2 separate regions of the Homo sapiens genome follow, and region 1 is linked to region 2. A link is an interaction called in ENCODE POLR2A ChIA-PET data of the cell type or tissue named here. Cell type or tissue: OCI-LY7. All regions are shown on one strand. Links, peaks and the distances in the headings refer to the core of each region. The heading gives the core; the rest is flanking DNA. Region 1 overlaps OSBPL10 (oxysterol binding protein like 10). Region 2 has its middle 66 kb from the start of MIR466.

What was found. Peaks named below come from ENCODE experiments on the same cell type or tissue, not always from the same donor. Only the 100,000 strongest peaks of a DNase experiment are listed, where the experiment ranks them.
Region 1: POLR2A ChIA-PET joins it to region 2 with 13 read pairs; 3 of 35 experiments call an interaction of 5 or more read pairs at or near these places.

The regions. Positions count from the first base shown.
Region 1 is chr3:31,956,381-31,968,438 of GRCh38, reverse strand. The region is part of intron 1 of OSBPL10 (oxysterol binding protein like 10); the gene reads left to right. Among named protein-coding and RNA genes, the nearest start is that of OSBPL10, 19 kb to the left of the region's middle. In OCI-LY7, for the core only: no CTCF peak of the experiment used is centred there; DNase peaks (open chromatin) are centred at 7,448, 7,768 and 8,874; H3K4me3 peaks cover 4,780 bases; H3K27ac peaks cover 7,464 bases.
Region 2 is chr3:31,219,176-31,235,664 of GRCh38, reverse strand. It overlaps the pseudogene RNA5SP127. Among named protein-coding and RNA genes, the nearest start is that of MIR466, 66 kb to the right of the region's middle. RefSeq lists an enhancer at 8,394-8,483. In OCI-LY7, for the core only: a CTCF peak has its summit at 7,962; DNase peaks (open chromatin) are centred at 8,264, 9,124 and 9,564; H3K4me3 peaks cover 2,952 bases; H3K27ac peaks cover 5,885 bases.

The DNA of each region.
Region 1 (12,058 bases), core at 4,059-12,058, 730 kb before region 2:
GTCTGAATTTCTGTTTATCTGAAGGCTTGCTTCCTTTTCCTTTCCAGCATTGTAGTGTTATTGGTATTTTTGATATTTTTGTTTTGTTTCCTTTTTTGTTTTTGCTTCCTTTCTTAGTTTAAGACTTTGAATTCTTTTGTGTAACAACTGCATGTAACTTGTGATCCGATTTTTTTTTCTATAAATGACATGATTGACAACATTTGTATAAAGTCTACAGATTTGATAATAGTACTGTATCCATGTCAAGTATTTATTTTAACATTTACGCACTGAAGTATTTAAGGGTAAAGGGGCATTATGTTGGCTATTTACAGAAAGAAATACACACAGAAAGAAAAAATAATAAAGCAACTGTGGTAAAATGTTAATAGTTCTTTAATAGTAAATACTTATTTGTATTATTTGTGTAACTTCTCTGTAAATTTGAAATTATATTGAAAGATTAACAAAAATTCACTTGACCTATTCAAAACAAAAACCTTGGGGTGTGCACTATATACTTAATCACCGAATAGAGCATATATCTAATAAACATTATCCAATTTGCCTTAATTCTAGTCTTCTAATGTGGCCACTGAAGCATCCATTCTTGAAGCTTCATCCAGACTGGTTTAGAAGATGCCCAGGTGTGATAAAAATGATTGTTAGGCAATTCCAGAGATTAACTACAATGAAATTGCCTGAGTGTGTGAGTGCCTGTGAGCAAATAGGTAAAGCCAGCATATTTGCAGCTTATGAAAGGACCATTAAACCAAAGGTTTGGGAGATTTGTTTTTATCCTTTCACTGTTTTTATCCTTTCCCTATTAAGTTGTTTCATCGTAATATAAATGTCAACTGTCTCTTTCATTTATAAATGAGATGAAGTGGGAAACATTGCTTGTTTCCTCATTACTCCAACATAGGAAAATTATAATGAATTACCATTTATAAGCAACTTTTTTTTTTCATTTTTTTGAGACAGGGTGTTGCTCTGTTGTCCACGCTGGAGTGCAGTGGTGCAATCACAGCTCATTGTAGCCTCAACCTCCTGGGTTCAAGCGATCCTCCTGCCTCAGCCTCCCAAGTGGCTGGGGCTACTACAGGCCAGGGCAGGAGGATCGCTTGAGGCCAAGAGTTTGAGACCAGCCCTGGCAATGGCAAGCTCCCTGCAACGGTGAGACTCTACAAAAAATTACAAACAGAAAACAATCAAACAAAAAACCTGGAGTGGCATGAGCTCTCTGCATTCCTGTCCAGAGCTGGAAAGATGTCTCAGTGAGGGAATGGGATTTTTTTTTTCCTGACCTTGGTTTTGATGTGCAAGATTGATTTGGTTTGTCTTGCATTATCTCATGGAACATGTTATTTATGCTCAGAAGTAACAGCTTAAATCTTTGTTATTTGTGTAGTAAAATGTGTTTTAACCATTTATTAAAAAAAAAAAATCCCCTCAGAGATTGTCCATGAACTTGCTCATACTCACATGAAAGTTCCAGTTCCACATCCTTGTCAGCGCTTGGTATTATGATATTTTTAATTTTAGGCATTTTAGTAAATGTGTGTCATGGTTTTCATTTGTAATTGGCTGATAGCTAATGACACTGAACAGCTTTTCATGTGCTTATTTCCCATCCAGATATCGTGTTTAGTAAGGTTAGCTTTAGCTAAGTCTTTTGCCCATTTTTAAATTGGATTTCAATCAGGTTGTTTGTTTTCTTATGGTTGTGAGAGTTTTCTTCTGAGAGTGGTTCATGCTTTTTAAAGAAGTGATCCATTTTTTATAAGTTGTTGAATTTAGGTATGTAGAGTTGCTTCTAGTATTCCCTTATTATCTTTTTAATGTTCATGAGGCCCCTTTTTCTTCTCCCTGATATTGGTAACTTGTTCGTGTTTCTTTTTGTTTTTATCAGTTTTGCTAGAGGTCAGTCAATTTATTGATCTTTTCTAAGAATCAACTTTTTGTTTCATTTATGATCTTTATTCTTTCTCTGTTTTCAATTTAATTGATTTCTATTCTAATATTTTTTATTTTTTCACTTTATATATAGTTTTTTAGTTTCCTAAGGCAGATGCTTAAATTATTAAATTATCATTTCTTTTCTAATGTAAACATTTAGTGCTATAAATTTCCCTCTAACCATTGCTTTAGTTGCACTCACACATTTTGATATGTTGTATTTCTATTTTAGTTCAGCTTAACCATTTTGTAATTTATCTTGAGACTTTATTTTCGTCCCATGAATTATTTAGAAGTGTGAATACACACACACACACACACACACACACACACACACACACACATAATTTTGTTGTTGTTGTTGTAGTAGAGATGGGGTCTTGCTATGTTGTTCAGGCTGGTCTCAAACTCCTGACCTCAAGCAATCCTCCCACCTTGGCCTCCCAAAGTGCTGGGATTACAGGCATGAGCGACTGAGCCTGGCCTATATATATATATATTATATTTTATATAATATATATTATCTATTTTATATAATATATAATATATATTATCTATTTTATATAATATATATTATATATTATCTATTTTATATAATATATAATATATGTTATCTATTTTATATAATATGTATTATATATTATCTTTTTATATAATATATATTATATATTTATATAATATATATTATATAAATAGATAATATATCTTATCTATTTATATAATATATATTATCTTTTAATATAATATATATTATATAAATAGATAATATATATTATATTATATATTTTATATAATATATTATATATTTTATATAATATATATTATATAAAATATATAATATATAATATATAATTTATATAATATATTATATAATATATAATTTATATAATATATTATATAATATATAATTTATATAATATATTATATAATATATAATTTATATAATATATAATATATAATTTATATAATATAATAGTTTATATATTATCTATTTTATATATTATATAAAATAGATAATATATAATATATATTATATAAATTATATATTATATAATATATATTATATATTATCTATTATATATAATATATATTTTATATTATATATTATACATAATATATATATTTTTTGAGATGGAGTCTTGCTCTGTCACCCAGGCTGGAGTGCAGTAGTGCGATCTCAGCTCCCTGCAAGCTCTGCCTCCTGGGTTCACGCCATTCTCCTGCCTTAGCTTCCCGAGTAGCTGGGACTACAGGTGCCCACCACCACGCCCGGCTAATTTTTTTGTATTTTTAGTAGAGACGGGATTTCACCATGTTAGCCAGGATGGTCACAATCTCCTGACCTCGTGATCCGCCCACCTTGGCCTCCCAAAGTGCGCCCCGGCCGCCTGGCCTACATTTTTTAAGGGTTGTTTTATGACATTGAATATGTTCTATCTTGATGATTGTTCCATGTATACTTGAAAGAATATGTATTTGGTTGTCATTGGATGAATTGTGCTATAAATGTCAGTTTGATTCAGTTGATAATGTTCAGTTCTATATCATGACTGACTTTAAAAATTTTTATTTGATAATTTTGGAGCTGTGGTCTGGAAAGAAAGTACACCCTCTGCTCATAAGCCATTCATATTCAGATTTTCCCCTGAATTTGTGTGTTCTTTTACAGACTAACTTACTTTTACATTTAATTTTCCTGAGTATTGCTACATGAAGTCAGTTAAATGATGAGCCATGAGAACTTGATGTTTGTTCATTGTTTGAAAGCACACAAGTATTTCAGGCCAGGGTGTTGTTTATTTCATTTTATGAGGCACACCTATCATTATTTTAGGTAAATACCTAAAAATCAGCTTCAGGACTACTTGGAGATGCTTTTTCAGACAATTTAATTGACTCCAACTCAGACTTAATGTAAAGATGTTATTTACCTCGTCAAGTGAAGATTGATCTAAGGAAATACATATTGGTTCTAATGAGTGGATGGATGCTGATGAAAGAGGTTCTGAGACCACTGCTTACCCATTAAGAGTGCTGGGTAGGGCAGGTGCCATGGCTGACGCCTGTAATCCCATCACTATGGGAGGCCGAGGCGGGCAGATCACTTGAGGCCAGGAGTTTGAGACTAATCTGGGCAACCTGGCTAAACCCTGTCTGTACCATAAGTACAAAAATTAGCCAGGTGTGGTGGTGCACACCTGTAGTCCCAGTTAGTCGGGAGCCTGAGGCAGGAGAATTGCTTGAACTTGGGAGGCAGAGGTTGCAGTGAGTCTAGATTAAGGCACTGTACTCCAGCCTAGGTGACAGTGTGAGACCCTGTATCAAACAATGAACAACAAAAAAAGAGTGCTGGGTAGATGGAATCATTGGAGAAACATCTGACAGCTATATTGAAGGAATCATTAGACAACCCAGGTTCATCCACCTCCATCTCAATAGGGAGATTTACCTGTGTCTCCCAAGACATTCCCTCTTGGTTTGGATGTGCTTTGGAAATATTGCTTTGAATGGAAGATGCTGAGCAGGAGGGCTACTGAGATTAGAACAATTTCTAATTGGGGCCAGGTGTGGTCATGCATGTCATTAGTCCCAGCTACTCGGGAGGCTGAGGTGGGAGGATGGCTTGAGCCCAGGACCTTGAGATTAAAAAAAAAAAATCTAATTGGGAGGGTGTGGAAGGTGATGCTGCTGAATTTTGTTACAAGAAAGCATTTTTATCCAGAGATTTCATGACTATGGAACAAAATTAGATAGGACTAAGTCATATCTTGGAGAAATCAGGTTAAATGTGATTTGTTCCAGTTAGGGAGCTTCATTAAGTAATAAGGGAAGGAATTTTAATGAGAATTTTCTTCTGCCTGGAGTCCTCTACGAAATGTCCTATGGATAGCAAGGGAGCAAGCCAGGCGCCTCTTTGGGTGGGTGTGTCTCTACAGGTTGTCTCTTTAGTCCATTTGGTGTTTGAAGAGTGAGCCTTCAAATCATTGTTTTAGAATCTGTGCATCACTCCTGCTGTCATCATTTGAAGAACTGGCAGCATTTAAGTATTAAGTAATAGTATTTAATCAGTGTTAAACTGTGAGAACTTGATCATCATATGGTTCTATAAGAAAATGTCCTTGTTCTTGGAAAATACATAAATACATAAATATGAAATATTTAAGAATAAAGGGAGATGTCTACAACTCATTCTCAGATGGTTGAGGAAACACTTTATATAAGGAGAAGGGGATGGGAAAGGGAGGGAGATGGATGGATGTGGGTGGAGGGGAGGAAAGGAAGGAAGGACGGGGAAGGGAGAGAAGGGAGGGGAGAGATGGCTAGAGAGCATGATAAAGCAGATGTACGCAAACATCAATAATTTTTGAATCTGTGTGAAGGGAGATAGAGGAGTTCTTTGTCATATTCTTGCAACTCTTTGGTAAGTTTGAGTCATTTCAAAGTACACATTTAAAAAAACAGAAAACAAGGAAACACATGGCTCCTTTGAGAAACAGGAGTCACACCACTTCCTGTAATATTATTTGAAATTGCCACAAAAGTGAAGTCTTTTGATTGAAAGCAAGTCATTGTATTGCAAGATCCAGGAGATCAGGCATTAGACCTAAGTTCTGGCACAGTGCCTGGCGCATAGTAGGTACTCAATATTTGTTTAGTGAATGCTATCAAAGCAGCAGTGATTTTGGCATTGGCTTTTCCCATTTGTGCATTTACCTTGCACCCAAGTGATTTGGATTTGCTCCCCTAGACAAGACTTTATGTGCTCCTGTGGTCTTTGTGAAAACAGCCAAATGGAAAAGTTTTGTCTCAGGGAGCTTGCGTTACAACTTAGTGTAATGGGAGCGATTGAAACCCTAACTGTACATTTCTTGCGGGTAAAAGCCCCCTGGAATCAGGCAGAGTATTTATGGCACTTCTCCTGTGCTGGTTCCCATTTAAAGATGGTGAAATCTCAAAAAAAAAAATAGTGTTTCATTACTTTTATAATATGTAGAACATATAGTTTACCATTTTAACCATTTGTAAGTGTACAGTTTGGTGGCATAAGTATATTCATACTGTTGTGAAACCAATACCACTTTTCATGTCCGGTACTTTTTTATCATCCCAAATTGAAACTATACCCATGAAATAACTTTATTGTTGTTATTTGCTTAGAAAATCATTTATTCAACAGAATTATAGTTGTTATCTGTGTTAATAGTAGGCTACAGGACCTCGAATCCAAAATTGGTGATGCCGGCCAGGCGCGGTGGCTCCCACCTGTAATCCCAGCATTTTGGGAGGCCAAGGTGGGCAGATCACCTGAGGTCAGGAGTTCAAGACCAGCCTGGCCAACGTGATGAAACCCCATCTCTACTAAAAATACAAAAAAATTAGCTGGGCGTGGTGGTGGGCATCTGTAATCCCAGCTACCCAGGAGGCTGAGGCAGGTGAATTGCTTGAGCCTAGGAGGCAGAGGTTGCAGTGAGCTGAGATCACACCACTGCACTCCAGCCTGGGCGACAGAGCGAGACTCCGTCTCAAAAAATAAAAATAAAAAAAAGCAACCCTCCCCTCTGCCAAAAAAAACTCTTAAAAAAAAAAAAACCAAAACAAAACTGGTGATGCCAAAATTAGAGAACTTATTTAAATGTAATTAATAGCAATTATCTTGAAAGGGAACCTTTAGAAATATAACAGGAACATCTGCTGGTGTACATTAATTAATTTCTGTAAAGATTATAATTATACACTAGAATATATGCCATTTAAAATGAAATTTAATACTCAGGAGGCTGAGATGGGAGGATGGCTTGAGCCCAGGAGTTCAAGGCTGCAGTGAGCTATGATTGCACCACTGCACTCCAGCCTAGGAAATAGAGTGAGACCCTGTCTCTAAAAAATAAATAAATAAAATACAAATGTCAAAAGACACCAATAATTAGCCCAGCCCCCTCCCAGCATTATTAGCATTATTAACATTATTAACACACACACTCTCTAAATAGAGCAGTTTTAGGCTCCCAGCAAAATTGGAAATATAGAGTTCCCATGTCTCCCCTACTCCAACACATGCACAGCCTTTTTAATGATACTTTACATTTTAAAAATAGTATCTGTCTACTAAAATAAAATCAGAGACGCTAGCTTTCCGAGCCCTGGGAGCTCACTTTTCTCCTGAAGCCTTCCCTGGCTTCCTGGGCACTGCAGATCCCTCAAATTTAGGTTCTACCACCACATTCTTGTTTGGTGACTCGTGATCTAGCCTCACCCACAAGGACAGTACAGGGCTCGTGTTTGCTTAGGTGGTGCTCCATATTTGATTGTTGAGCCAAAGAGTGGGTTTGGAGAGCTTCAGAACTTGATTTGTTATAGAATAGCTTCATTCTTTATGGAGTGGGTTGCACATGAAGAATATTTGATGTAGAATGGCTCTGGCAAGTTAAAAAAAAAAAAAAAAAAAAAAAGGCTGTAGCTTCTTGGTTAAACATTGACAGAAGGAGGTCCCTTGGGGAATTTGTGAGCTGCTAGGTGGTTTACACCATTTTTTGGGCAGCTTTGAGGTTCAAGCAGTTTGGTTTTAACCCTTTGTAGGTCAGGTTTTTAGACCTTGTAATCTATTTTCCCTTTTAAAGGAGGAATAAGGATTAAAGAGGATAAAGAGGATGGTTTTTCTGTAAGAGAGAGTGCTGGTAATTCTCTCCTGGTGGTGAGCATTTGTAGGGTGGGGTAGGGGCACAGATGGCACATGGCTGATGGCCTTGAGGGAGAAGTGGGTTGCACAGTCTCTTGCAACAGTTTCCAGAGTGGGGAAGGTTCAGAGATGCTCTTCTGGTTTCTGAGCTTGTGAAGAGAGAGACGTAGAGGAGAAAGGGTTAACTTCCATTTTTACTTGGAAATGGATAGTTTAAGCTGGGGAGGGCCTGTGTTATGTAAACTAGCTTGCAACCTTCTGGTGTCCATTTTAGCCTTGCTTTCTCATTTAGGTCAATTGGATCTGAATAAGGAATTTGGCCAGACAACAAAATATTTAAACTGGTTCCCCTATTGCATCTCATTTCCACAGTCTGTTTATAATCCTAATTGATGCAAATGCCCTTGTTATTGTGAATGTGAATACCCTGAATGCAGGGTTCTGGTTTGTTTCATTTCACATTGTATTACTGAACGTGGTGAGGGAAGCTGAGGGTCTGAGTGACAAGCGGAGTGTGGCTGGATCCAGCCTTATTTTGAAGGATTCCTTTGGCACCCAGGGGCCCAGGGATGAGGTGCTGTTTTGGGAGGCTGGTAAAAGTTCAGAAGCGATCTCTGAGACTCCCTATCTGCCAGATTCCCAGACTGTGAGCTGCTTCAAGATCAGGGAAGTTTTTCGGTACGTAATTTCTTAAGCACTCAGCAAAGTGCTAAGATAGTCTTCCCTGCCTCAGGGAGTTTGGAAGGACATTTTTCCATGGAGTACATCAGACCTAAGAGGGAGAGTTTTGTTTTTCTTCACTGATAGGCAACTTTCATTTTCTGCATTTGAGAGAACCTGATTTTAAGTAGCACAGTGGCCACGTCACAATCCAGGAATAATTTTGGCATTTTTCCTGTATCCTTTTTCTGCAAGTGTTTTTCACAATAAACCAAAATAACCTAGTCAAGGGGAGAGGGAGGCTAACATTTTCTTTCATGGAGCATTATTCTGAGGCTTGAAGGTGCTCAGGTGAACTTGCCCAAGTTCTGTTTTACAGGTGAGGAAACTGCCTCAAATAGATGACATTTAATTCAAAGTTACACACGGAGTTTGTCGCTGAGTTAGAACAAGAAACAGAATATGCTTCTCAGTCAGTTTTGGAAAAACTCCAGAAAGGTGATGCTAAAAATGGTCTTTTTGCCTTGTGTTTTGTTATATAGCAAAGAATACCCGCTGGCTTCTCATTATCTAGCTGATGCCCTGAGACTCATCTGATGTTCTGGCTTATGTATTAGCTGCTTTGAGTGATGGCGAAAACTTCAAAATGTGCAGAGAGCTCTTCCTTGAACCCAGTGATCCTGGGGTATTAACAGATTGTGTTTGGGATATCTTATCTCTGAGTCTCATGCTAATTTCCTCTGATATATAGCAAAAAGACTGGGTTTAACAGTAGTTTTCAGTAGACAAAGTTGCTTTTATTTTATTTTCCAGGTTATGAATACAGAACTGGCCTTTAGGACTGCTTCTGATCTATCAGTAGATAGTACACTGTTTATAGTGCTGCAAAAAGAGAAGGTGGACTTGTAAATTCAGGAAGGGACCTGGCTAAATTTGATTAGACTGCATTAAAAATTTGAGACTTTTCTCTGTGAGCCGATATCTCGTAGCATTTCTTTAGGACAGAGCACTCTTTAATTGAGAGTTGTTCTTGCCTGGACCTTGGCTTGTTGGCAAATGCAGCATGTGTGATTCCATTGCGTGCGTCTCCACTCTTGAACTGCTACTTTGGATCACAATTACTGGAAGTGTCTTCTAGGGCCCTGACCCTTTAGAGATGACATTTGACCTTTGGGAGTCTCTTCCATGGTGCATTAATGAGTTTCCCATGTGCTGGAGTGCTTACTCTTTGGTTTAGTACAGGGGTTAGAAAGGTTTTTTTGTAAAGAGTCAGATAGTAAATAATTCAACTCTGCCATGGCAGCATAAAAGCAGCCCTAGGCAATATGTAAACAAATAGACATGGCTCTGTTCCAATAAAACCTTATTTGCTAAAATAAGTGGTGGGCTGGATTTGGCTCAAAGGCCTGTTCTCTAGTTTAGAGGCTTTTGGAACACAAAGCCGAAACACCCTTGGCTCTTGTGTGAGAGAGAGAAGAATCCAGTATTCAGAACATAAACATCTCAGTTGAAATGTAGCATCCATGGTGAGAAAGATGCTTTGTGTTATTGAAAAGTTGACATAACAAATATAAAGACTTTTTTTGGGAAAAAAATGGGCCCTTGTCCTCCCATCCTAATACAACTGTTACTGATTTTTGTGCATTTCTTTTGAGTCTTGTCCTCCTGCATATGTACCTCTGTGAAGTCCTGATGTGCGCAATACCAGTTGATATTATTAAAAAGCATAACACACCATATATCTGACAGTTGTTACTACATTGGATCTAGTGAGGCCTAAAACATACAAACTAGATTTGTCAGAGAAGATATTTTTAAGGACTAATTTGTGAGGTGTACTGTCATTTTGTGCATTTTTAACTTTTTTCAATTGCAAGAGTAATACTTCACTCATTATTTACTTCAGCCCTAAATATTAGTAGAAATCAGGCCAGAGCTAAAGTAAATCAGGTAATTGGCTATTCAGGGGCTGAAAGATGTTTAGTGGCAAAGTCACGCTTTAGCTCTAAGTTAACATTGTGGTCACAAGGGTATTCTGGTGGCCCGAGAGTTACTGCACCCCTCCTTGCAAATGGCTACAAAGGCTAAGACATAGCACACGTTTAATTTTTTTCTTCCTTCTTAGCTGGTGCACACACAATAAACCAAGAAACAAATGACCATACTTCAGTGTCACTCTATACAATGTGACTTTAAAGATGCATTTTTAAAAACAGGAATCTGGCCGGGTGCGGTGGCTCACGCCTGTAATCCTAGCACTTTGGGAGGCTGAGGTGGGCAGATCACGAGGTCAGGGGTTTAAGATCAGCCTGGCCAACATGGTGAAACCCCCCCTCTACTAAAAATACAAAAATTAGTCAGGCGTGGTGGCATGTGCCTGTAATCCCAGCTATTTAGGAGGCTGAGGCAGGAGAATTGCTTGAACCCCGGAGACGGAGGTTGCAGTGAGCCGAGATTGCACCACTGCACTCCAGCCAGGGCGACAGAGCAAGACTCCTCAAAAAACAAACAAACCAAAACAAACAAACAAAAACAAACCAATAACAACAAAAAACCCCAGGAATCTCCAAGTACATATCTCCACGAATGGCAAGGTTCTTTTTCACAACAGTGCTGCCATTGCTCAAAATATTTCAAGGCTCCTTTTCTGGAATTGCCTTCAGAATAAGTTATAAGCCACAGTAGAGTAGAGGTCTGCCTGCTTCATAGTCTTTTCTCATTTTTGACTAAAAATGGTGTTCGCCAGTGCAGTTCCCTTGCCTCAGCTGCCACTGTGGCTCTGGGTTGCTTTCAGCTGTTTCCAGATCTCATAACTGTGCTCAGGGGAGATGGATTTATCGTAACTGAGTCAAAGGTTGTGGGTAATGACAATAAGTCAGGAGTCTCTGTGGTTATTTCTTTGGAAAGAACAAAAATATTTATGTGTCAGTTGTGATAGTTAAAAAAACAAAAAGTTCTGCCTTTGTACATCCCTGGATCACCATGCCAACATGATTTTATTTATTTTTATTTATTTTTTATTTTTTGAGACAGGGCCTCACTCTGTCGCCCAGGCTGGAGTGCAGTGGCACAGTCTTGGCCCACTGCACCCTCTGCCTCCCGGGCTCAGGTGATCCTCCCACTTCAGTTTCCTGAATAGCTGGGACCACAGGTGTGTACCACCACATCCAGATAACTTTTTTGTATTTTTTATAGAGATGGGGTTTCACCATGTTGCCCAGGCTGGTCTTGAACTTCTGGACTCAAGCAATCTGCCCACCTCAGGCTCCCAAAGTACTGAGATTACAGGCTTGAGCCACCACACCCGGCCCAATGTGGCTTTTGAATGAGATCATTCCTTCACCAAGCAGCATCCAAGATTGACATGCTGTATCCCAAATCCTACTCTAGGGAGCAAGGCCAGGGTCCATGAAAGGCCCCCTTTTTTTTTTTGAGACGGAGTTTCGCTCTTGTCGCCCAGGTTGGAGTGCAATGGCGCAATCTCGGCTCAGTGCAACCTCCACCTCCCAGGTTCAGGTGATTCTCCTGCCTCAGTCTCCTGAGTGGCTGGGAATACAGGTGCCCGCCACCAAGCCCAGCTAATTTTTTTTTGTTTTGTATTTTTAGTAGAGACAGGGTTTCGCCATGTTGGCCAGGCTGGTCTTGAATTCCTGACCTCAGGTGATCCAGCTGCCTCGGCCTCCCAAAATGCTGGGATTACAGGGGTGAGCCACCATGCCCGGCCAAAAGGCCATCATTTTTATGTGCTCTGTTGTCCCTCTTACCTGGAACATTTGGAAA
Region 2 (16,489 bases), core at 3,649-11,648:
GGATTCATTTAATTGATAGCAGTAAAGAACTCTGAAAATACTTTAGAATCTCCCAGCCCCCATCACCCAACACACATCTTTGCCTCCAAGCCCATTTCCCTTCGGCACTCCTGCCACTTGTCCTGTAATTTGGGTTGGCTCAAGGAAGGGAACAGACAAGGGATTGGAGCACAAATATGACTTGTTTGGCAAATAAAGAGTCAGTGATCCTGAGCCAATGCAGAAGGATGGTACTTAGCAGTTAGCAACTGTTGTTAAGGTTTTTGTGGTGCCCCACTGCCACAGGTCCAGCGAGAGAGGATCACAACAGATGCCCAAGTCCTAATTGCTTTCCCTGGTTGTCATCTTCATACATAAATAAATTAGCAGCCCAGCCCTTGACACTGATGGTATGAGTGGCTCACCCTGAGCAGCTGTTACAGAGTGTCTCTGATATTAATCACACACTCCCTCCAATGGCAGTGACCTTAGGGTGAAAATGCCTTGCTCTTGTTCCAGCAACTGAGGAGCAGTCAGTCTCACAGAGCGAGTATATACTTGTGCTGGGGAGAGTGAAGCTTTGATTCTTATCATTATGATAATCACAATAATAACATTTTTATATCACATTAGGGTTTACAAGCATTTTACATTTGTGATCACCATTGAGCCTCAACAATGTTTTGAGGTAGAAAAAAATGGTTATCTCCACTTATGATAGAAAAACCCAAATTCAGAGAGATTACTGGCCCTAAGATCCTAAAGCTGGAAAATGAAATCTTTCACCCAGCAAGTCTAGCACTGTCTGCATTATATTATCCTCTTTCTTTAAATGATAAGTAACTGCCTCTAGTTCTCCCCTTTGATGCTGAAGTGAATTGACTCAGAAATGTTAAAATATGCACAACAATTCTTGATTAAATGCTCACTATACCCCACGTACTGTGCTAAATGCATCACAGCCAGAATATCATCTAATCCTCACCCAACTCTACTAGGTAAGTATCTGTGTCTTTCTTTAGAGATGAAACAAACTGAGGTTCAGAGAGGTTAATAACTTGCCCAAGGACACACAGAGTTCAAGCATTCAACTGCAATTCTATACTGCTAGCCTCAGAAAATACTAGTGACTGAGAGCCAGCAATACCACTGCACAAGGCAGAGGACTGCTTTTTCATGGTTGGATAGAAGAAAGGGGAAGCTGCCTCTGGCCTCTGGAATCAAGGGTTGCTTCACTTCAGCTTACTGCACTGACCGAGAGTTTATTTCTATAATTTCAAGAGGAGAGTTGTAAACCCAGTGCGGTGGAGGTTGCTGGGGATACAGTAGAGGAGCAATGGAACGTTTCATAAGTGCATGGTAGAACATGCATGGCTCTCACGCTCCTGCCCTAGTCCTGCCGCCTGCTGCGTGTGAAGTGTCCCCTCCCACTGCATTGCCCCCTTGTGAGGCAGGTACAGCTGGGAGCTAGACTCTTATGCTTGCCACATCACCTCTGACTTTAGCTGTGGCTGGGGTGCACAGTTCAGAGCCCAGCTTTGTGCTTCCTGCCCAGAGTGTCTGGCTTCCAGCACATATCTTATATTTCTGCTTTCTGTCCCAGGGATTCCCTGATACCAGGGATGCCTGAGGGAGCTCAGAAGACCCATACATCATTGGAGAGGGGGCAGAAGAACTCTGGGGAAATGCTCTTTCACCTCTCCTTGTGAGAGCACAGTGGCAACCCCCACAATAAACCTTTATTTTGTCTTTTTTTTTTTCTGTTGCTGTACCCCATTCTTTGCTCCTTGGGATCACCTTAGAAATAACCTACCTGCATCTAGATTCTTGTCTCAGGTCATGCTATTGGGAGGAACTCAAACTAAGAAAACATATTTCTTTTCTAACAGCCTTTATGGTGTCATTCACACGTTATGTCTTCTAAACAGGGTGGCCAAATTGTGTGGTAATTATGGTCTGCATTTGAATTCTGGCTTCTGTGAGATCTTGAACAAGTTACATAACTTCTCTGAACCTCAGTGTCTTATTTGCAAAAGGAGAATTGAAGTAATACCTTCTTCACTGTGTATTTTTGTTGTTGTTGTTGTTGAGATGGAGTCTCGCTCTGTCTCTCAGGTTGGAGTGCAGTGGCGCGATCTCGGCTCACTGCAAGCTCCGCCTCTCGGGTTCAGGCCATTCTCCTGCCTCAGCCTCCGGAGCAGCTGGGACTACAGGCACCCGCCACCAAGCCCGGCTAATTTTTTGTATTTTTAGTAGAGACGGGTTTCCCCATGTTAGCCAGGATGGTCTCGATCTCCTGACCTCGTGATCCGCCCGCCTTGGCCTCCCAAAGTGCTGGGACTACAGGCGTGAGCCACCGCACCTGGCCAAATTTTATGTGTGTTAAATGCATGGGGCAGTGTCTAGTGTTCAGTAAATGCCAGTGTTGGTCCAGTTACTGTCTACTATGGTAATAAACACAGGTTTTGGAGTGGGAGGGGTTTGTCTGCATCCAGTGTCATTTACTTGGTGTCCTGTAGCCTTTGGTAAGTTTCCTTTCTTTGTCTCCCTTATGTATACAACGAGGCTAATAAGACTGGCTACATCATGGGGTGTAAGAGTTAGCTAATACATAGTCTGGTGCATAATAGCAGGATTTCAGTATTAAATGTAGCTGTTATTGAAATAACAGTTTCTAGTTGGATTTAATGGCTTCCTCCTCTGTAATCTTTTCATACTTCCTCATATAACTTCTAATGGAGTTACTGCGCACTTCCCTGTCTCTCCCCCAAGACTATGAGCTTCTTAAGGGAAGGGGTTATGAGTCATTTCTCCCTGAAGCATCTGGTATTGTACCATGACTTTCAGGCAAGACGATTAAAGACAGTTTTAGTAGAGAGTCAGAAGAAGCGCTTTTGGGAAGCACTCTAGTTTGGCTACCTCAGTGAATAAGAAAACTGTAGTTCCAGAGTTCCAGAAACATTAACTGAGCACTGGCAAATGCCATTGACAGGGCAGGCAGAAGGCAAATGAGAAGTAGCTGAGAGGAACTGGCCTCATTCGGCTAGTGGCTTAAGGCGGTCTTGGTTAAAGAGGCTTTTCCTGGAGAGGCAACAGGGTTGTGGAAGCGGAAGTGCTAGCCACTAGTGTTGGTGAAAGTCAGATGCATCTTCTAGGAAGCACTTAAGGCTTTTCAGAGGCAGGATTGTCAGCTCAACCATGGCTTTCCCTGAAAAAGAGACCGAGGGCATGCAGGGGAGCTGGAGGGGGGCCTCTGTGTGACACCTGGGCATGGGGCTGTCCTGGCCGTGAGGGGTGGGGTGAGGGCGGAGGGTCAGAGGAAGCTCTCTCTAACCTTATTTCCCTTTAGTTTCTCATGGGACTACACCCTCAACATCAAGTCAGATGAGGGCAAACATGCCCTGGAGAGAGGAAATCACAGAATTTGGTTGTGTGGCTGAAGAGGGTAGTACAAGGGTGGAGAGGGACAGCAGCGTGGACTGGCAGGTAGCAGAGAGCTGGGTCTGCAGAAGAACTTCGGCATCTGCTCGGGGCTGACAAGAGGAGTTGGCTTCTTTGCTATCTGTCCTGCATAGCTGACCAGCAGGCCAAACTTACTGCAGCTTGTGGCTGGAGTGTTAGCCCTGATTTGCCTCAAGGATTCCAAGGGAGATTCATTTCCTCCTATTTTCTCTTGGGCCTCCATTCCCCTCAACACAAACCTTCTCAGCTAATCCCTCTGTGCTGGCTTCAGAAGAAACTGAGAGATTGGTGGCAAGGAGGGTTGGAAGCCAGAGGTGGTTTCTCCAAGTTGGGGATTGTGGTGTTTGAGGCATTGCCTTCCGTCTTTGGGGCAGACTGGGAACTTTGGTAGGGGGTAGCTGAGAACTGCTGCTCTACTTCATCTCTGATCATAGTGGAAACACAGGGATGGGACGTGGCTAAGGGGTCATCTTATCCAGACACCTATGCAATGCAGGATTCCACTTAATGGCTTCTTGTACAATGACTTAAGGCTCACTCCCTCTGGAAATTATCTTGGCTGAATATTTCCACCCTGCCCCCCCTCCCTCCAACAACTCTTTTCAGTTTCTTCTTACCCATCTGGCCACTCCTTAGTTTCCCCCCAATTTCCTTTTGCATGTTGGTGTTGCTGGATCTTTGTCCTTGGTCTTCCCACTGACTTCAACTGCCTCTTACAGATCCATGACCTCCAGTTCTATAGTGCCAGTCCTGATTACTCTGTTCCCTGGATGTCCTTTATGCCTCCAAACATGGCACAGCCAAAACTCCTCCCCCAGATGTTCCTCTTCTGAATTCCCCAGCTCAGTGAATGGAGTCATTTTTCACCCAGTTTGCCTAGTCCAAAATCTGGGTGCAATCAGCTACTCTCTTAAATACCGCCCCGCCTCCCCCCCACCCCCCACTGACCCCACCGCTGCCCCCTGACCCTCACCCCCAATAGTCTCACACACTCCCCAGCACCTCCACAGATACATGTCACCAGATGTGCTGATTAATTTCCAGGTGCCCTCCAGGCCCATCTCCCTCCTTGTCCTCCCTGCTCTGTGCCCCAGGAGGCTGACTTCTGGGCTGCGTCATCCAGGATCTATTGCCCTCCTGTTCTGGGTTGGGTTCTGTCAATGGGAGGTCCTGGGAAGATAAATAAGTTGATGCATTTATTATTCCTGCCCCTTCCCTACTGGGCTGTGGTTTGGCAGTGACTGCATTTCTTCCCCTAAGGTCTTGGCTCCTGTGAGCCTGCCCTCTCCCAGGAGTTCAGTCCTTTCTAAGTTCCAATAACCACTGCCTCCCCTTGCCCCTTCAGGTCTAGGGCTGGTAACAGCTTCCTGCTGTTGTTAGTGCTTCTGTGTGATTGTCCCTTTTGGTGCTTGTAACCCTGCCTACACTTTTCTGTGTATTGTCCCTTTAGTAAACTTTCTGCAGCTATATCTTTAAGCACCCTGGATGTTTCTTGCTAGGATGCTGCCAGATATATCAGGTCATGACATTACTATCTCCTTCATCTTCTTCAACTCTAACTTTGACTATTTAAAAAACAGGAAACTGGTTTTCTAAAACGAAATCACAAACAGTTCCAGGCAATAGTTCCAGCCACATGCCTCATTATTGTATCTGACCTGACTGTCTTGTGGTTCTTCTCATCAGTATGACGTAGAATTATTAGTCCCATACTTTGGCTTTGTTTCCTGCCTCAGGTAGCATTGATGGCCCTCCATACTTCCCTTCAAGTTTCCTACAGGGTGTTCACATGTACTCATTCCCTTGGATGCTTGCCTTCTCTGTAATATACAAAGTATGGGGCATGCACCATCAAAGCTGGCTTCATGGGTGTGAGGTCCTACACTTAGAAGGGCTCAGTGCTTGGGTTCTTGCTCTTCTGTTACTGTCTTGAAACTATTAATAATTTTCTTAAATTTATTTTTAATTTTTTGTGAGTATATAGCAGGTGTATGTATTTATGGAGTACATGAGTTCTTTTGATATAGGCGTGCAATGCTTAATAATCACATCATGGATATTGGGGTATCTATCTCCTCAGCATTTATCCTTTGTGTTATAACAATCCAATTATACTATTTTAGTTATTTTAAAATGTACAATTAAATTATTGTCAAATATAGTCAGCCTGTTGTGCTATTAAATACTAGGTCTTATTCATTCTATGTTTTTTTTGTACTCATTAACCATCTGCACGTCCCCTGCCATGCCCCCAGTACTCTTTCTAGCCTCTGGTAAACATACTTCTACTATCTACGTCTATGAGTTCAATTGTTTTGATTTTTAGATCCTACAAATAAGTGAGAACATGTGATGTTTGTCTTTTTGCACCTGGCTTATTTCACTTAACATAATGACCTTCAGTTCCATCCATGTTATTGAACATGCCTGAATCTGATTCTTTTTTCTTTTCTTTCTTTCTTTTTCTTTTTTTTTTTTTCTTGAGACAGAATCTAGCTCTGTTGCCAGGCTGGAGTGCAGTGGCGTGACCTCAGCTTGCTGCAACCTCTGCCTCCCACGTTCAAGCGATTCTTCTGCCTCAGCATCCTGAGTAGCTGGGATTACAGGCACGCACCTCCACACCCGGCTAATTTTTGTATTTTTAGTAGAGATGGGGTTTCACCATGTTGGCCAGGACGGTCTCGATTTCCTGACCTTGTGATCTGCCCACCTTGGCCTCCCATAGTGCTGGGATTACAGGCGTGAGCCACTGCGCCCAAACTGATTCTTTTTTTATGGCCAAATAGTACTCCATTGTGTATAGGTATCACATATTCTTTATCCATTCCTCTGTTGATGGACACTTAGGTGCTTCCAAATCTTGGCTATTATGAACAGTGCTGCAACAAACATGGGAGTGCAAGTATCTCTTCAATGTACTGATTTTCTTTCTTTTGGGTATATGCCCAGCAGTGTGATTGCTGGATCATATGGTAGCTCTATTTTTAGTTTTTTGAGGAACCTCCAAACTGTTCTCCATAGTGATCGTACTAGTTTATATTCCCACCAACCGTGGACGAGGGTTCTCTTTCCACATCCTCACCAGCATTTGTTATTGCCTGACTTTTAGATAGAAGCCATTTAAACTGGGGTAAGAGGATATCTCATGGTAGTTTTGATTTGCATTTTTCTGATGATCAGTGATGTTAAGCACCTTTTCATATGCCTGTTTGCCATTTGTGTGTCTTCTTTTGAGTATATTAATAATTTTTTAAACAAGGACCCACATTTTCATTTTGCAATGGGCCCTTCAAATGATAGAGCTGTTCATGTGTCCCATACTATGATTTAGGTAGTGTATGGGCACAACAATGAACAACACTGAATCACACAGAGAAGGAAATGGCCTCCTTTTCATTTATCTTTTGATCCTTCTGATTATTTCCCATCCAAGTACTAACTAGGCCCAACCCTGCTTACTTCTGAGATCAGACGAGATTGGGTACCTTCAGGGTGGTATGGCCATAGACCCTTATGAATATTTCAAGAAAAAAGATTTCATTTTTGTGCCAGCATGTGTTTAACAGCTCTCTTGACACCTGCTAATTCTCTCCTTTCTAATGTAGAGAGTGGGCCTTAGATTTTGGGCCTACCAATAACATCCCAGGGCCACATAAGAACACATTTTCTTTCATGGTTCTCTTTTATTATGGCAAGTGATACCACTTTTTCATTTATGGAACTAATAGAAAGTTTTCATTAAAAACGAATTTAAGGCCAGGTACGATGGCTCACACCTGTAATTCCAGCACTTTGGGAGGCTGACGTGGGCAGATCACAAGGTCTAGAGCTCGAGACCATCCTGGCCAACATGGTGAAATCCTGTCTCTACTAAAAATACAAAAATTAGCCCGGTGTGGTGGCGGGTGCCTGCAGTCCCAGCTACTCGGGAGGCTGAGGCAGGAGAATGGCATGAATCTGGGAGGCGGAGCTTGCAGTGAGTCGAGATAGCACCACTGCACTCCAGCCAGGCAACAGAGTGAGGCTCTGTCAACAACAACAACAACAACAACAATGAATTTAAATAAAAAATATGGGTTAATTAAAAGTAAAATGGGAAGTAAATAAGTGTAGAAGTGACATTTGGATATAACAATGATCTTGAAGACTTTTGAGAATAATTGAAGTTTGGGTAACACTAGCTTAGGATAAGAACCATTTTTCCTTCTACCCTCAGCTCCCCAGAAGCCTATCCCAAGCCCAACTAGCCCTTGAGGAATTCAGGAGAAGGCTGTTCTGGAAATTAATATAAGAACTGAGTAGGAAGAATTAATGTTATTCTCAGTTGAAGTCTTTGGTTCAATTTAAATAGCTTTGATTATGATACTTACAAGTTTAACCCAGAAATGGGTATATTAGAAGCAGAATCAGAGGGCGGCTGACTGTAAGACCTAATCATGCATTTATTTGTTGCTGCCATCCACACCATGCCTGAACCCTAACAGATAAGTCGAGAGAGGCAGAGTGAGGTGAAATAAACCTCTAGGGGCAGCTGAAGAAGACACATATTTCTCTGTAAACCTAAAACTTCTAAAGTCTTTTAGGCTTGGGGTTTTAGTGCTCAAATGGCAAGGAGTTAAACCAGGAGTAATCAGAGGGGTTAATTTACCAAAAAACCAGTTCCCAAGGTTCTTCTTGGGTGGCCGTCCTGAGCTGGTGATGCACGTTCAGTCTGTGCATCTTTTCATCTCTGTGTATGACATTTAAGATGGCAGAAACTTTCCCTACTGGCTACATTCTTCATCTTATTACACCCATCATTGATTTCATTGGCTGGCATTTAAAAGAGGAAGCTTGTTAAACTAAGCTGTTATGCTTGTGGTTTTACAGGTTGGCACAGCAAACAATTATAAAAAAGGAAGAAGCATGCATGGGTGGACAGAAGTGTGTCTCTCCTAACAACATACAAACACACTTCTAGAAAAAAAAAGTCCCCACTAGCACAAAGCATCTCTGAGTGCATTTTGCAACAGCAAACTCCTAATCTCACGATCCTTCTGGACTGTAATAAGTGATGTGAAATGATTTCATTGGATGGGAGATGGAGGTTGGTGCACGTTCCTGGGCCCAGCCCCATATGTGTGGAAGTTATAAATGTGGTCCAGTTTCATTCCATTCCTCACAATTTCTGGGTAAATCAGGTCAATTACAGTTCCATCTTCTGCCACAACATCATGCTTAGCTTGGACAACTCAATACAGGGAACCCAAGTGCAGGGTAGAAGTTAACTAATAATAGTAATAATGAGGATAATAACATTAACTGCTCTGCTCCAGGAATGAAACACAGAGCCCTTACTTAAATCATCTCCAGCTCTTAGAGAACATTTGAAAGCCAAGTGTTATCCTCAGTTTTTAAGTGAGCTGCCCATTTGCCTGTTTGTTCTAATATCAATTTCCTGCCTGCTCCTTCTCTTGCTGTGTTCTGTATTTCAGAGAACTACATTTTCTAGGCCCCCTTGACAATAACTCTCCAGGTAGCTTCAGCCGATAGGAAGTATTGCTATGAAATTGGGGGTCAGAGGAAGTGAGGACCCAGGATTTTCTCCCCTAAGGCCCCCCCCACCCCCACCACTTCACTGGGTGGCACCTCTTGCGTAGCAGCATATCATTCAGTTCTGTTGGCCACCTGCAGCTTCCTGGCCCTGATTAGTTACACCACATCCTCCCATATTCCTCCAACTGCAGGATGGTAGCAGCTTCCTGCAGTTGTTAATCTCTGTGCTGCCTCACTGTGTTCTGTTTGTCTCCTCAGTTATTATAACCCTTGGCTAAACCATTCTCTAGTAAAATTCCCCCCATGTGAGTGGAGCAAACGGTTCCTGGTTTCCTGGCTGGATCGGACTGATATGCCATGGCAGAGGTTAGCGAACTTTTTCTATAAAGGGTCAGATAGTAAATATTTTAGGCTTTGTGGGCCAGGAAGCAAAATCGAGGTACTAATTATGAAGGTATTTATATAACAAGAGGGAAAACAAATTTCCACAAGTTATTTTAGCTCACAGACCATACAAAAGCAGGTGCAGGCTAGAATTGGCCAGCAGGAAAGGACAAGATGAACCAGTTAACCAGCTACTCCAACAACCCAGGCAAGAGTGGGTGGTGACTTGGACAAGGATGTTGGCCCTGAGATGGTATATGGTGGTTGGCTTGGAGTCATATTCTCTGTCTTAAAGCCAGAGTGATTGTCCTGAAATACAAACCTGATCATGTCACTGAGTAAAACCATCCCAAAGTCCTAGATTGTTCACAACGTAGTTAGTGAGCTCTATGGACTCAGTAGCCATCTATTCCAAACCCCCATATGAGAACGCTAATGGGATGAGGAAGAACCAAGGAAAAGAGGGGGAAGTGGTGCAGTCTGTTTCTGTGTGGCAGCAGGGAAGAGGGATGAACAACAATTAATTTGGATGGATTTGGAGCTGAAAGGAGTTACTGTCTGTCTATAATTCTTTCCCTTCATTCCAGATTTCAGGACTTTCAAGGCCAGCAGTTTGAGGGATTTGCTGCTAGCCCAGTTAAATTAAAAAAGGTGAATGTGTATTTTCATGTAGAGCTCACTCTGATGGGAGAGGGTCATTGTCATTTTAAATTACAATTTACTTCCAGTGCAGTGTTACTTCTTTCCAATGAGTGTGTTACCCTCCAAGCATCCTGGGCCCCAAGAATGGCCTGGGGCACCCTTCTCACTCCTGACCCCACACAAGGCCCAGGCTCCTGGCACTTCTTTTCCTTAGTATGCAAGGAATTCCCATCCCACACACCTTTAAAGCTTAACCTGAGGCACATGGAGAGAAGTCCGGGATCTATAAACTTGGATTAAAAAATTATTTATTTTCACGAACATCCGAATGAAACTTAGCACTTCTTTCTGTGATAAATGTAGGTGAGAAACCCACCATAAAACAGTTCCAGGCCGGGCACAGTGGCTCACACCTGTAATCCCAGCACTTTGTTAGGCCGAGGTGGGTGGATCACCTGAGGTCAGGCATTCCAGACCAGCTTGGCCAACCTGGCAAAACCCCATCTCTACTAAAAATACAAAAGGTTAGCCGAGTGTGGTAGATGCGTGCCTGTAATTCCAGCTACTTGAGAGGCTGAGGCAGGAGAATCACTTGAGTCTGGGAGGCGGAGGTTGCACTGAGCAGAGATTGCACCACTGTACTCTAGCCTGGGCAGCTGAGTGAGACTCTATCTCAAAAAAAAAAAAAAAAAAGAATTAGCAGTTTCAGCACATATTATACAGATATTTTCATACCACACAGCTATTGTAGATATTTTGAAATATTCATTACTTCCATAAGTCTAAGTTATTGCACCCACCACTATATCTTATTAACGTTTAATAAAGACACACAACTATCAGTACATCACCAATTTTTTTTTAAATATCTTGTTAGCTGTATTCTTTTGTTATCCTTAGTATTTATTTTATATTCATAAAAACATTGTTCAGGGAAGGTGCTTATAAGCTTCACCAGTCTCCCAAATCCTAAAGAAGAGCCCAGTCCCACCCCTCAGTGTTTCCACTCACAAGAAATATCAGTGGATGGTGTTCGTCCCAGTTGGGGACAGGTATAAAGCCGAGTTCTCCTTCCTTAAGCACCTCATGCTTAAGAGGGAGCCAACTGTGCTCCCAGCCTTCTCCAGCACAGAAGCACTTAGTTAATTGTGCTGAACTCAGGGCCAGACCTCAGGGAGGGAGAAGCAGCTTGTCTGGGCCGCTTTGGCAATCAATTATTCCCCCAAGCAGAAAGATTGATAGCTTCTGCATATCTTGGCCCAGCTAATAATATCGCAGATGCTGTTTTAATTCCAAAGCACAGAGCCACCCCCAGACTTTCTTTTTAACCTCTCTGCCTAAAATGGGACGTAGTGGAGTGGCTTTCAGAGACAAAGTGACTATGCCACTTTGGGTCCATTTTAATACTTACGCATCATGATTCTGTTCATTTCCACAGCTCACCTACTTTCTGGCTACCAATTTGGATTTTATCCCACCCTTTGGTTACATTTCTCAATTTCATTTATTTATTTATTTATTTATTTATTTATTTATTTATTTTTTATTTTTTATTTTATTTTTTTTTCTTTAGCTCAAACAATCTCCTTCCCTGAATGTTCTGAAATTGCCTTTTCTCCTACTGGAAACCCCTGGATATTTTCTTGTCCTTCTCTGGACCTCTCTAATCCTTGATAGGGCTTGAGAAAACAGAGGTCTCTGAGTCTGAGCGATGGGCTGGGAGTGGGGAAATGGGAATTGGTTATTGTTTTCCTCCTGCTAGTTGTTCAGAGACACTTGCAACCCTGCAGGGCCCTGAAAAGACCTTTTGAACAGATTTCTCCATGACATTGCTGAGAACTTATCCCTGATAATATGGTCATTTCCAAGTTCAGCCTGAAAGCTCAGAAGTTTAACTAACAGTTTCTGGCAAGAAGTCTGTGATTAAAAGTGTTCAACTTTCCCACTGTGATTGCCTAGAACTTAGCTGCCTTCCTCTCACTATTTGCTCATTTACCCTCTCCTTCTGTCCTTCTAGTATCTCCAGGGGATTTCTCCTCCCCACCCCCCAAGAGTCAAATAGAGCAGGGGGCCCCAACTCCTGGGCCACGAATTATTAGGAACTGGGGCTACACAGCAGGAGGTGAGCAGCCAGCCAGTGAAGCTTCATCTATATTTACAGCCACACCCAATTGCTCCCATAACCGCCTGAGCTTCACCTCCTGTCAGATCAAGGGCAGCATTAGATTCTCATCGGAGCTCAAACCCTGTTGTGCACTGTGCATGCGAGGGATCTAGGTTGCACACTCTTTATGAGAATCTAATACCTGATGATCTGTCACTGTCTCCCATCACCCCCAGATGAGACTGCCTAACTGCAGGAAAACAAGCTCAGGGCTCTCACTGATTGTACATTACAGTGAGTTGTATAATTATTTCATTAAATATTACAACGTAATAATAATAGAAACAAAACGCACAATAAATGTAAAGCACTTCAATCATCCTGAAACCATCGCCGTCCACTACCCAATCCGTGGAAAAATTGTCTTCCATGAAACCAGTCCCTGGTACCAGAAAGTTTGGGGACCACTGAAATAAAGCATTGCCAACATGTGGCCCTGCCAGGAGCTTCTCTGAAAGGTCTTATAAGACTTGGGGGACACTGGTATCTCAATCAAGCAGTGTGGATGTTTTTGCTTTTGTCTCTGTGTTTTAAGCACAGGAAATCCCAACACAAGCAGTATCTTGGACTCTTTCTGGGCAGGGGATTATGTAATTCAAGTGTTCCTATTATTGCACTTGTGTTAGTGACGGGTGCTGATCATGACCATGCTTGGGTGCAACCGTCTCTTAAGAACTCATGGTAAGCTTGGCTAGTTTACATTCTTCTCAATTGAATTCTTTCCTTTTTGTCCCCCACAAACAAGAAGGTTTCAGGGTCCCAGAAGGAAGTTGAATTCCACTGAAACAGCAGATAATTTTAAAATGATACTGTAAGAGGTGTGCATAGGGTTCAGGGGACCCAAGGGATGCTGAGACCCCCAGAGACTAGCATTGGAGGAGCCTAGACTGTCCCTAGACCTGAAGAGACAAGGGCAGCAGGCAGTGTTATGGGAGCCCCATGAGAAATGGAGCCATAGAAGAGGGGCTGCCCATCTTTCACAGGAAGATACAGCCACTTTCAGAACTGTGGTGCAGAAGGAGGGAGGGTTTCGTTGAAGAATATCCTGGCCTCACTCCCTTCTCCTGTCCTCACATTTCCTTCTAGTAGTTCACATTAGTTGGCCCCTGTCAGAAGCCAGAGAGCAAGGAGACTTCTGTGGCCATATGGGTTACAGAGCAGAGGGGAGAAAGGCAGAGGACAGACCTGGGTCAGGGGCGGGCTCTGGAGAATATGGTGGCGGATGGGAATAGCAGCAGTGCTGTTTGCTGGGCTAGGCTGGGCATCTGCCTGAGCCCCGTGCCTTCCAGTGTGTGGTGCAGTTCTTCACTTTTCACAGAAAGGTTCTGACATGCTGAAAGATGAGTGAGCAAGTAAATTTTATTAAGGACAGTATAGGAGCAGTGCAGGAGGCCTTCATCCCACATTCCATGACATCCAGTGCAGTGTTACTTCTTCCCAATGAGTATGTCATCCCCCAAGTGTCCTGGTCCCCACAAATGGCCTGGGGCACCCTTCTCACTCCTGACCCCACATGAGGCCCAGGCTCCTGGCACCTCTTTTCCTTAGTATCCAAGGACTTCCCATCCCGCACACTTTTAAAGCTCTCCTCTCTTAATCAGAGCAATCTATGTATCGGCTTGTCTAGATTTATAGTCATGTCTGAACTTTCTATAATTGAGAAAGTTCTTCCTTAGAAAGCAGTTGGAAAAATGGTTTTTATTTTGGCTTACCCGTTTTTTGTTTTGTTTTATTATTGCAGAATAGAAAACTGGGAAACCCCAAGTTCTTTGCTCTTTGGGCTGCAAAAAAGACAGACAGGACAAGGGAAACTGTTGAAGTGTTAGACAGTATCAGATTTTTAACATAAAGAGATTTTCTTTCAATGTTTAATTGTGGTAATAAACACATAACATAAATTTATCCTTGTAACCATTTTTTTTTTTTTTTTTTTTGAGATGGAATCTTGCTCTGTCCCCAGGCTGGAGTGCAGTGGCGTGTTCTTGGTTCACTGCAACCTCCGCCTCCCGGGTTAAAGCAATTCTCCTGTCTCAGCCTCCCGAGTAGCTGGGATTATAGGCGCACACCACCATGTCTGTCTATTTTTTTTTTTTTAGTATTTTTAGTAGAGATGGGGTTTCACCATGTTGGTCAGGCTGGTCTTGAACTCATGACCTTGTGATCCACCTGCCTCAGCCTCCCAAAGTGCTGGGATTACAGGTATGAGCCACCGCGCCGAGCCCTTGTAACCATTGTTAATTGTATAGTTCAGTAGTGTTAATTATATATTGTGCAACAGATCCTTAGAATTTTTCATCTTGCAAAAGCAAAACTCCATACCCATTGAACAACCATTCTGTCATCTCCCGTTTCCTAGCCTCTTGCAACCACCTTTCTACTTTCTGTTTCTATGAGTTTTGCTAACTTAGATACCTCATATGAGTGGAATCATATGGTATTTGTCTTTTCGTGACAGGCTTATTTTGTCTAGCATAATGTCCTTAAGCTTCATGCATGCTGTGGCATGTGACAGGGTTTTCTTCTTTTTAAAGGTTGAATAATATTCCATTGCATGTATATTCCACATTTTCTTATCTACTCATTTATCAGTGGCAATTGGGTTGCTTCCACCTCTTGGCTACTGTGAATTATGCTGTGATGAACATAGGTGCAAATATCTCTCCAAGTTCCTGCTTTGAATTCTTGTGGATATATACCCAGAAGTGCAACTGCTGAGTTTTATGGTAATTCTATGTTGAATATTTTGAGGAATCGCCATACTGTTTTCCATGGTGGCCACACCATTTTACGTTCCTACCAACAGTGTACAAGTTTCTAATTTCTCCACCTCCTCACCAACACTTGTCATTTCCTGTTATTTTTTACTTTTTCTTTCTTTTTTTGATTTTGGACAGCAGCCATGCTAATAGGTGTGAAGTGATATCTCCTACCTTTGTGGTTTTGATTTCTCTAATGATTAAGAATGTTGAGCATCTTTTCATATGTTTGTTGCCCATTCGTATATCATCTTTGGAGACATGTCTATTCGAGTCCTTTGTCCTGTGTTGTTGTTGTTGTTGAATTGTAGGAGTTCTTTATATATTTTGGATATTAACCCCTTGTCAGATAGATGATTTCCAAATATTTTCACTCATTCCATAGTTTGTCTTCTCACTTTGTTGATTATTATTTTTTGAAGACAATGTCAGGTTTTGCCTAACTTCTCTAGTCATAACAATCTTTGGGCTCTTCTTCAAAATATAGTGTATTCCCAACTCATTTTTCTAGAAATTCTGATTCAGGAGCTATAGTTCAGGGCCCATGCATCTGCATTTTCAACCAGGGTCTCAAGTGATCCTACCAAATACATTCGTAACACTTTGGATTCCACTATAATTGTGTTTCTCAACTGCAGGGCTGCGCAATGGAAACACGTAAAAAATATTAATGTCTGGTCCTACTCCCAGAGTTTCTGAATTATTTGAGAAAAATCAATTATCAATAAATTGAGACCTAGGTGTTGGGATATTAATAAGCCCTGAGGGGACACTATTAAACATCCAGGCTTAAGAACCATGGCCCTATCTTCCCCTTCAGGGCAGGGACCCCCTCCTGGCATAGTGCCTGGCTCAATTTGTATTTGTTGTACTCCATGCCTCACTTTCTTATTTTGAAAGTGATTCTTTTATTTATTACATTTGAAAGTGGTTCTTGTCTGGTGGGGTTGAGAGCTTTATATGTGAATCGGACATCTGTGGTTAAAAGTCTCCATGTTGTGGTGAGAAGTTGATAAAAACCTGACTGTCAGTTTGTGTCACAGATGACCCAGTGAAGGTCTGCTCTTTTGTGGTGAGATCTGAATGTTTCCTTCTGCAGAAGTTACAGGCACTGATGAAAGAAGTTGGCTGCCTCAACTGCTCAAAAGAATGCACCTTTTATCTCTGGATTATCTACCATGGTTAAGTCCACAGCTGCTTGCAATTACCCTGGACCCTGTGAAATCATCTCTTTATTCATGGCAGGTTTTTCTTCTCAAAGACTAATAATGTGATTATTTAAAAATTATTTCTACACCACTCTATGTAATGTGGATGTGTGGTTTTGTGGCTCTAAACACCAATATGGGGCAAGAAAAGCTAGCTGGAGAATTTATAAATTAGCTTCCATTTATCCTTCAGACAAACAAGCTATTTATTAATAGGGGAGTGTGGTAAGAGAAAAGAATGTGGAATTGAGAATCCAGACCTCATTCTTTTGCCTGCTATTTGAGGGCTTGTGGGGCATTATGTCTAACCTCTCTTGGTCTCAGCTTGTTTATCTGTAAAATGGAATTAAAAATAGTAC